Linked DNA regions of Homo sapiens: region 1 is linked to region 2. Evidence: read pairs that join two places in POLR2A ChIA-PET (ENCODE). Cell type or tissue: A673. All regions are shown on one strand. Links, peaks and the distances in the headings refer to the core of each region. The heading gives the core; the rest is flanking DNA.

Region 1 (4,391 bases), core at 105-4,104, 390 kb before region 2:
TTATAAATGAGGCAGCTGAGGTTCCATGTGCAAACTGTGAAGATGCGTGGCTGCGGTCAGCCCTCCAAGCACACCCAGGGCCCCGTGCGCTCAGAGAGCATCTTGCTCACAATGCTGGGCTCATTCATCCACTCCACAAATAGCTAGTGAGTGTTTTCTATGTGCCAGGCCCTAGGCTGGATGCTAGAGAAAATTTCGAGGGAAGACATAAACCAACCATAGGAATATAAAAGGTAACTGCTTTGATTAAGGGGTTTAAACAAAGCACTATAGGAGAATGAGGGAGAAACATGTCTGCCTGGAGCCATTTAAAAACATTTCCTAGGAAGGATGCGTCGGCACTGGTGACGCAGACAAGCTGGGGTGGGGTATAATGAAAGAAAGGCAAGAAAGGCAAAGGCTGCTGTGTGGATCTGTCTTGCCTGAAAGTCATGTGGGAGCAGTCAAACAAGAGGCGGAACTGGTAGGCAGGGGCCAGATCACGAAAAGCCTGGTAGAGTTTAGACCGAGTCCTCTAAACCCATAGTTTTTGTATATCTTTCAGCTGGGCGCACTTTGTTCAATTAAAAAACTCATCAGAAATCATAAATGAAACATCTGTAAAGTCCAGCTGCTCCAGCTGAGGCTGTTGCGTGTTGCTGGGGTAAGGCTGGAACCCCGTTTGTTTGTAATCCCCACAACACCAGAGCAAAACCACTGGGCAACCTCTAAGATGGCTCCCGCTACTTCCTTGTGTTAATTCGCTCCCCTGGAGTATGGACTGGACTTAACAATCGTAAAAGTAGTGATGGGAGTTGTTTCCAAAATTAGTTGACAAGGAAAGTGACTTCTGTTGTGTTGGTCTCTCTCTTTCTCAGGGACTTCACTCTAGGGGAAGCCAGGAGCCATGTTGTGGGTGGCCCTAGGGAAAGGCCCACATGGCAAGGACCTGACACCTCTGGCCAACAGCCGGTGAGGAGCCAAACCCTGACAACAACCATGTGAGTGAGCTTAGAAGCAAATCCTTCCAGTAGAACCTGAGATGAAACCACAGTCCTGGCCAACACCTCGACTGCAGCCTTGTAAGAGACCTGGCCAGCGCAGCTGCACCTATACTCCTGACACACAGAAATTGTAAGATCATAAATATTTCTTGTTTTAACTTGTTAAGTTGTGGAGCAATTTGTTCTGCCACAATAAATAACGAGTACAGGACCCACTGAGGAATGCTGAGCCCAGAGTGACCGGATCAAATGGGCATTTTGAATGCTGACTCAGGAAAGACCCAGGAGGATACATTGAATGGAACAAGACCAGAGATAAGGCAACTGCTAGTCCAAGAGGGAGACGAAGAGGGTTGAATGATGGGGGTAGGAAGGAGGGGAGAGGAATGGTAGATATCCTGGGAAGGTAAAATCAGTAAGTCTTGGGATTGTTTCTGGGGAGGGGAGGAGTTTCAAGGACAATGCCAGTCATTAGCTAGGGAACAAGGACAGAGGAACATATTTGGAGGGAAAGAAAAAAATGTTCCATTTGGGATGTGTGGAGATCATAGTGGCTGTGAGTCACTCATATGAAGCATGCAAATAGTCAATACGCAGTTCAAAGCAGTCTGAAAGAAGAGACTGCGTAAGAAGTTGCCCTTATACATTCAGGTTGCTTCACTCACAGAGGCTGCAAACTCCAATGCCTCTGTGCCAAGAAAATAACATCAAGGAGTGAAGGGTCCTGGGTGAAGGGTCCTGCATTCAGGAGCTGCAGGGACCGTGTTGAATTGCACAGTGCCTGCCTTCCTTAGGGGTACCAAAGCCACACATGTTTGAAACTCTGCTGTCTGCGACGCTCATTTCAGTTTCAAGAGAAGCTGGCTTGAGTGGCACTCCTTAGGGAAGTGTCAAGCAGAATGAAAAGGACAAGAGCTTTGGAGTCAGACAGCACTGAGTTCTAATCTTGCCTCTGCCACGTGCTAACTGGTATCCCTGGGGGAGTTAATTATGCTCTCTGAGCCAGCGTTTCTTTGGCTGTGTAAGAGACTAATAACACCAGTTTTAGGAAGGTTGTTGTGATTAAATGAGATACTGCTTGTTAAATATCAAGTACAGTTCCCGGCACCAAAGAGGTGCTTGAGAAGTGGTAGCTGACATTCTGATAGTGATGCAATAATGGCCGTCATCTCCACTGAAGGAGGCGAGACTCCAGCACACAGCGAATGTCCTCGCCATTCTATTCAAAGAGAAGAGTCATCCTGGAACAGCCGTGCTGGAACTCTCAGAACTCAGTGTGCTTGAGGGGTATGTGGATCTGTCTTTTGGTTGTGGGTACTTTAAGTGATGAGAAGTTTAATGTCAGGAGGCACATGGCGCAACAGGAGACTCCAAGAACAAAAGTCACAGTACATCCAGGACTCCAGGAAGTGGGGCTGGATCCAAGGCAGCCTGAACTGGCAGCAGCAGAAGTTAATGCGGCTTCACTGGTATGCTCCAGAATATGTGATTTTGCTGTTACCCACGTGTAGGTATCCCATATCACCAACACCGCTATTCTTCCTATTTTGTCTTTTGTCTACCTTGTAGCTTCTATTTACACATAGTATCAGTCTGTTTCCTTCTACTCTGACTTCCTCTAATCCCAACTCCATCTTGTTCTTTTCCATTATAAATCTTTTCTAATTCAGCTCTCGATATGACCTGCATTTTCCTCTTCCCTCCCAGATTAAATTCCCGAGAGTTAGAATTTGTTTCAACCACTATCTCAGCAGTCATCCACAGCTGAAGGAAGAGAAGGCACATCATGCGATGTAAATAAAGGCCACCTAAACTGCTCCTTTAGCAGGAGCTATGAGAGGACAATTTCCCATAGAAGGGACTGGGTGAGGAGGCCCTATGATTGACATGCCTCGGATAGTGCATATGTGTGTGTCCAGTGGAGGCCAGGAGGCTGGGAGTGGTAAGGCACATCAGAAATATGATACTCTTGGGCCGGGCATGGTGGTTCACTCCTGTAATTCCAGCACTTTGGGAGGCCAAGGCAGGCAGATCACCTGAGGTCGGGAGTTCAAGACCTGACCAACATGGAGAAACCCTGTCTCTGCTAAAAATACAAAATTAGCCAGGCGTGGTAGTGCATGCCTGTAATCCCAGCTACTCGGGAGACTGAGGCGCGTGGCTGTAATCCCAGCTACTCAGGAGGCTGAGGCAGGAGAATAGTTTGAACCTGGGAGGCAGATGTTGTGGTGAGCTGAGATCGCATCATTGCACTCCAGCCTGGGCAACAAGATCGAAACTCCATCTCAAAAAAAGAAAAAGAAAAAAAGAAAAGAAATATGATACATTTATTTATTTATTTATATTGAGATGGAGTCTTGCTCTGTTGCCCAGGCTGGAGTGCAGTGGCACAATCTTGACTTCAGCTTCCCAGGTTCAAGCGATTCTCCTGCCTCAGCCTTCTGAGTAGCTGGGATTACAGGCGCAGGTCACCATGCCTGGCTAATTCTTTTGTAATTTTGGTAGAGACGGGGATTCACCATATTGGCCGGGCTGGTCTCGAACTCCTGACCTCAGGTGATCTGCCCATCTCGGCCTCCCAAAGTGCTGGGACTACAGGTGTGAGCCACCGTACCCGGCCTTATTTTAAATGTCAGTATGAAATTGTTGCAGGAAGATGACATGTAACCAGTACAAAACCAGAAGCTTCCTCCAAAAGTCCCTCTCCCTTTTCCTGATATTCAGGTACAAAGGACCATCAAAGCAATTAGCTTCAACCGTAATGTCAATGATGTCAATGGTGCTAGGTTCTTTACATAGCTATCTGGAAAATGAACCCCTTTCCTGCCCTGGCTTCAAAGCACAAGGATAAGCCTTGCTCTCTTTCTCTGCTACTCACACCTACTCGGCCTGGGTGTATACCTGTGTAGGATTTGGGTGCACTATTGTTACCCTAGTTCAGAACAAAGCTAGTTCACCTGGGGTGAAATGAGGGTGGAACCAAGGCTTCTTCTCCCTCCCTTGCAGCTGGCTTCCCCCAGGGAGCTGCTATCGGGGAGAGTTTCATCTCTGCTTCCTGGAGGGAGAGAGCTGAGCCCCAGTGACAGCTGTTGTGATTTCCAGGAGGCACAGGGCTGGGGACTCCCCTCCCTCCTCACTTCTCCAGTGGGTATCCAAATGCATATGTTCCTTCCTGAAGCTCAAGGTGTAAATAGCTGTGAAACTGACGGAGAGATTTGTGGATTCATAGAGTAACATGACTGGTTAAGTAAAATGTCCCTTTTATTATTCAGGAAAGTGGAATCACAGAAAGGTGATAAGGTTACCTGCTCAAGGTCGTAAAACCACTCGTCCCACAATCTGTTCCTGGTGGAGAATGAAAGAGTCCATATTTAGTGATTCCAAAGCCACACTGCTCTGCTTTCTCCC
Region 2 (4,391 bases), core at 273-4,272:
GTTGCAGTGAGCCGAGATCACACCACTGCACTCCAGCCTGGGTGACAGAAAGACTCCGTCTCAAAAAAAAAAAAAAGAAGGTATCTCAGACCCATCTCAGACCTTGATGAAGGTGCCTTGGACCCTTTGGTCCACTGACCTCCAAACCTACATTACAGAAGTGAAATTCTGTAGGACATGTAGAAGTGAAATTCATGTAGGACATGACAGAATTTCATGTCAATTTCACGTCCTACATGAAATTAACCTTGACGTGTAGTGCCCAGTCAGGAAGTAAAACAGCCCTGACTCATACTGCTTTTTTATCTCGAGTTTTGGTTTCTAAGGTGTGCTTGAGCTTTCTTCCCCTCCACCCCATCCCCAAACGTGACATAGATGTATATTAATAACTTCTTTAGAACAGAGGTCCACAGTCAGGTTTACTGACTTGATGCTGCCTGAAAGTATTTACTGAAGGCAGGGCACGGTGGCTCACGCCTGTAATCCCAGAACTTTGGGAGGCTGAGGAGGGTGGATTGCCTGAGTTCAGGAGTTTGAGACCAGCCTGGCCAGCCTGGCCAACATGGCGAAACCCCGTCTCTACTAAAAATACAAAAAATTAGCCGGGCATGGTGGCAGGCACCTGTAATCCCCAGTTACTTGGGAGGCTGAGGCAGGAGAATTGCTTGAATCTGGGAGGCAGAGGTTGCAATGAGCCGAGATCGCGCCACTGCACTCCAGCCTGGGCAACAAGAGCAAAACTCCATCTCCAAAAAAAAAAAAAAGAAGAAGAAAGAAAGAAAGTATTTACTGAGACCCAGATAAAGATTAACAGATACATTTTCAAGTATTCTGCATGCTTGGCAATGGATGTTACTGTCTGGGATACAAGCTCATTACACGTTGATGCCGTTGATGCCAAAATGTTCACAGTAACCTATGCTTGAGCACACTCTTATGCTTGCCTGAAGACACTGTTCTGAAGGAATTTCCAAAAGTCCAAGAAATAAAAATCTGAAGTTTTTTTAGGCCAGAAACTTTGCCTTCCTCGTATTAGAAAATGAGTTGGGGCCGGGCGCAGTGGCTCAAGCCTGTAATCCCAGCATGTTGGGAGGCCGAGGCGGGCGAATCACCAGGTCAAGAGATCGAGACCATCCTGGCCAACCTGGTGAAACCCTGTCTCTACTAAAAATACAAAAATTAGCTGGGCGTGGTGGTGGGCACCGGTAGTCCCAGCTACTTGGGAGGCTGAGGCAGGAGAATTGCTAGAACCAGGGAGGCGGAGGTTGCAATGAGCCAAGATCGCGCCACTGCACTCCAGCCTGGTGACAGAGCGAGACTCTGTCTCACATAAAAGGAAAAAAAAAACAACAAAAAAAAACTCATCCTAGGTCAAGCACGGTGGCTCACACCTGTAATCCTAGCACTTTGGGAGGCCGAGGTAGGTGGATCACCTGAGGTCAGGAGTTCGAGACCAGCCTGGCCAATATGGTGAAACCCCATCTCCACTAAAAATACAAAATTAGCTGGGTGTGGTGGCACATGCCTTTAGTCCCAGCTACTTGGGAGGCTGAGGCAGGAGAATCACTTGAACCTGGGAGGCAGAGGCTACAGTGAGCCAAGATCGTGCCACTGCACTCTAGCCTGGGCGAGACAGAGCAAGACTCCATCTCAGAAACAAAACAAAACAAAAACAAAACAAAACAAAACAAAACAAAACAAAACAAACCGCATCCTGAGCCAGGCTGTGAAAGGATTACAGTTGGACAGGGTCAAACCTGGTGAAGCATTTGTTTTGCCAGGCATGGTGGCTCACACCCGTAATCACAGCACTTTGGGAGGCCGAGGCAGGGGGATCACGAGGTCAAGAGTTCAAGACCAGCCTGGCCAAGATGGCGAAACTCCGTCTCTCCTAAAAATACAAAAATTAGCTGGGCGTGGTGGTGGGTGCCTGTAATCCCAGCTACTTGGGAGGCTGAGGCAGAGAATTGCTTGAACCCGGGAGGCAGAGGTTGCAGTGAGCCGAGATCGCACCACTGCAGTCCAGCCTGGCAACAGAGCGAGACTCCATCTCAAAAAAAAAAAAAAAGAAAATATTTGTTTCTTTTTTACCCTGGGCGGAGACAGGCAAGAAGCATATGGGCAGGATGCCCTCTTGATTGGAAGGACATGCCTGCTTTTAACCACTGGCTGTGTTTCTTTAGGATGCAACCGAGAAAATAAATGAGATGCCAGATTTTCTCATTCTCATTTCTGAATCATGTGCATAAATATGCACATTCACACCCCCTCATTCACCTTTGCCAACTTGTTAGAGAAAGATGAGTCACCACACAGGCACAGTTCCAAATCATTCTAGAGGATTGCAAATATCTGAGGAAATAATTCTGGTTTTGGCATTAAACAATTTTTTCTGGGAAAATATCTATCTAGTTTTACAGTTGCTATGGGCCAAAATATCGATAGCAGAGTAACTTTTAAAAATACTTATGTCAAGCAGTCTTAATTTAGAACAATATTTTAAAACCTATGTTTGTTTCACCACCTGCAGCTGAAAAACCCTGAGGAATTGTTAAAAATGCAGATTCTAGGCCAGGCACAATGGTATGTGCCTGTAAGTTCCAGATACAGACAGGGCGGGAAAATTTTTGAGACAGGGTCTTGTTCAGCCAGGCTGAAGTGCAGTGGCTACTCAGAGGCACAGTCATAGCTCACTGCAGCCTCCAACTCCTGGGCTCAAGCGATCCTCCCACCTCGGCCTCCCCAAGTGCTGGGACTACAGATGTGAGCCCCTAGGACCAACCAAAAAAATTTTTTAAGATGTAGATTCCAGGATCTCACTCCCAGATCTACTAAGTTTGGATTTTTGGAGGTGGAGTCTGCATTTTAATCAAGCCCTCAGGGGATTCTAGTGTACTTTAGTTTGTTAGCCATTGCTTTGTTCACTGGTAAGATTATGGCAAACATTCCTAACATTATTTCACAAAGATTAGAAAACAAAACAAACATTTCTGAAACTGAATGACTTGTATCCTTGGGATTTCTGAAGCCCATTTTAATGCTTGTTAATTTTTGAACTGCAAGCAGAAGGGAAAAACAAGAAGTCCATGTATTTGAGATTAATAATGTCTGCTACCAGATGAATATTATTCAACACCCTCCCTAATGAAAGTTCCAAGTTTATGGTTTCCTAGACACTGAGAAGACTAGAATTAGCTTACAGCTATACTATTTTTTTTCCTTCTACCTACAGAAGTTTATTCTTGTGTGTCTCTGTCTGCTGAGATTCTATCATGCAGCAGTGACAGTCTTCTAGAATCTAGCAGTAAAACAAGACTTTACTTCTGAGAAGATGCTAAGGAAAAGGAAGGTCACAAAAAAATTAAGTTGCCATTTTTTTCAACTTTATAAATGGAGATACATAATGAAAGACTGGAAGAAGGTACCCACAAGCCATCTTGTGTTTTTGTGTTAGGGTTGTCCCTGACCCATTTAAGATACCTCTACATTTATATTATTATATATTTTTTTTGAGATGGAGTCTCACTTTGTTGCCCAGGCTGGAATGCAGAGGCACGATCTTGGCTCACTGCAACCTCTGCCTCCCAGGTTCAAGAGATTCTCCTGTCTCAGCCTCCCGAGTAGCTGGGATAACAGGTGCATGCCACCAGGCCTGGCTAATTTTGTATTTTCAGTAGAGATGGGGTTCACCATGTTGGCCAGGCTGGTCTTGAACTCCTGACCTCAGGTGATCCACGCGCCTTGGCCTTTCAGAGTGCTGGGATTATAGGCATGAGCCACTGCGCCTGACCATTTATCTTAATTTTTTTAATTTAAAAATGATAATAGGCCGGGCGCGGTGGCTCACACCTGTAATCCCAGACTTTGGAAGGCCAAGGCGGGTGGATCACAGGATTGAGACCATCCTGGCCAACGTGGTGAAACCTCATCTCTACTAAAAATACAAAATTAGCCAGGCGCAGTGGCGCACTCCTGTAGTCCCAGCTATTTGGGAGGCTGAGGCAGGAGAATCGCGTGAACCAGGGAGGGGGAGGTTGTAGTGAGCCGAGATCACGCCACTGCACTCCAGCCTGGATGACAGAGCAAGACTCCATCTCAAAAACAAACAAAAAAAATAATAAACATATACTTTAAAATATCGAGTTCTCAGTTAAAAATATCATCATTGGTATGATTTTAACTTACTAGAAAATCAACTTCAAAACCATATATAAAGAAAAATTTATAGGCCAGAAATCCTAATACTATTTTTCCATTTCCCTTCTAAACTTCATTCACATATGCATACATACATGATTTTAACATAGTTGTAATTATAGTTTACCAACAAATTTAAGTTCTACTTTTTCTACTTTGCATTACTTTAAAAATGTTTGCTTATTTCTGCATAT

What was found. Peaks named below come from ENCODE experiments on the same cell type or tissue, not always from the same donor. Only the 100,000 strongest peaks of a DNase experiment are listed, where the experiment ranks them.
Region 1: POLR2A ChIA-PET joins it to region 2 with 5 read pairs; 2 of 35 experiments call an interaction of 5 or more read pairs at or near these places.

What each region holds. Positions count from the first base shown.
Region 1 is chr3:185,160,715-185,165,105 of GRCh38, forward strand. EHHADH-AS1 (EHHADH antisense RNA 1) reads left to right here and starts at 2,187. Exons shown (of 7, transcript NR_038990.1): 1 at 2,187-2,270. In A673, for the core only: no CTCF peak of the experiment used is centred there; no DNase peak of the experiment used is centred there.
Region 2 is chr3:185,547,077-185,551,467 of GRCh38, forward strand. All of the region lies in intron 1 of LIPH (lipase H), which reads right to left. Among named protein-coding and RNA genes, the nearest start is that of LIPH, 3.3 kb to the right of the region's middle. In A673, for the core only: no CTCF peak of the experiment used is centred there; DNase peaks (open chromatin) are centred at 2,255 and 2,845; H3K27ac peaks cover 2,155 bases.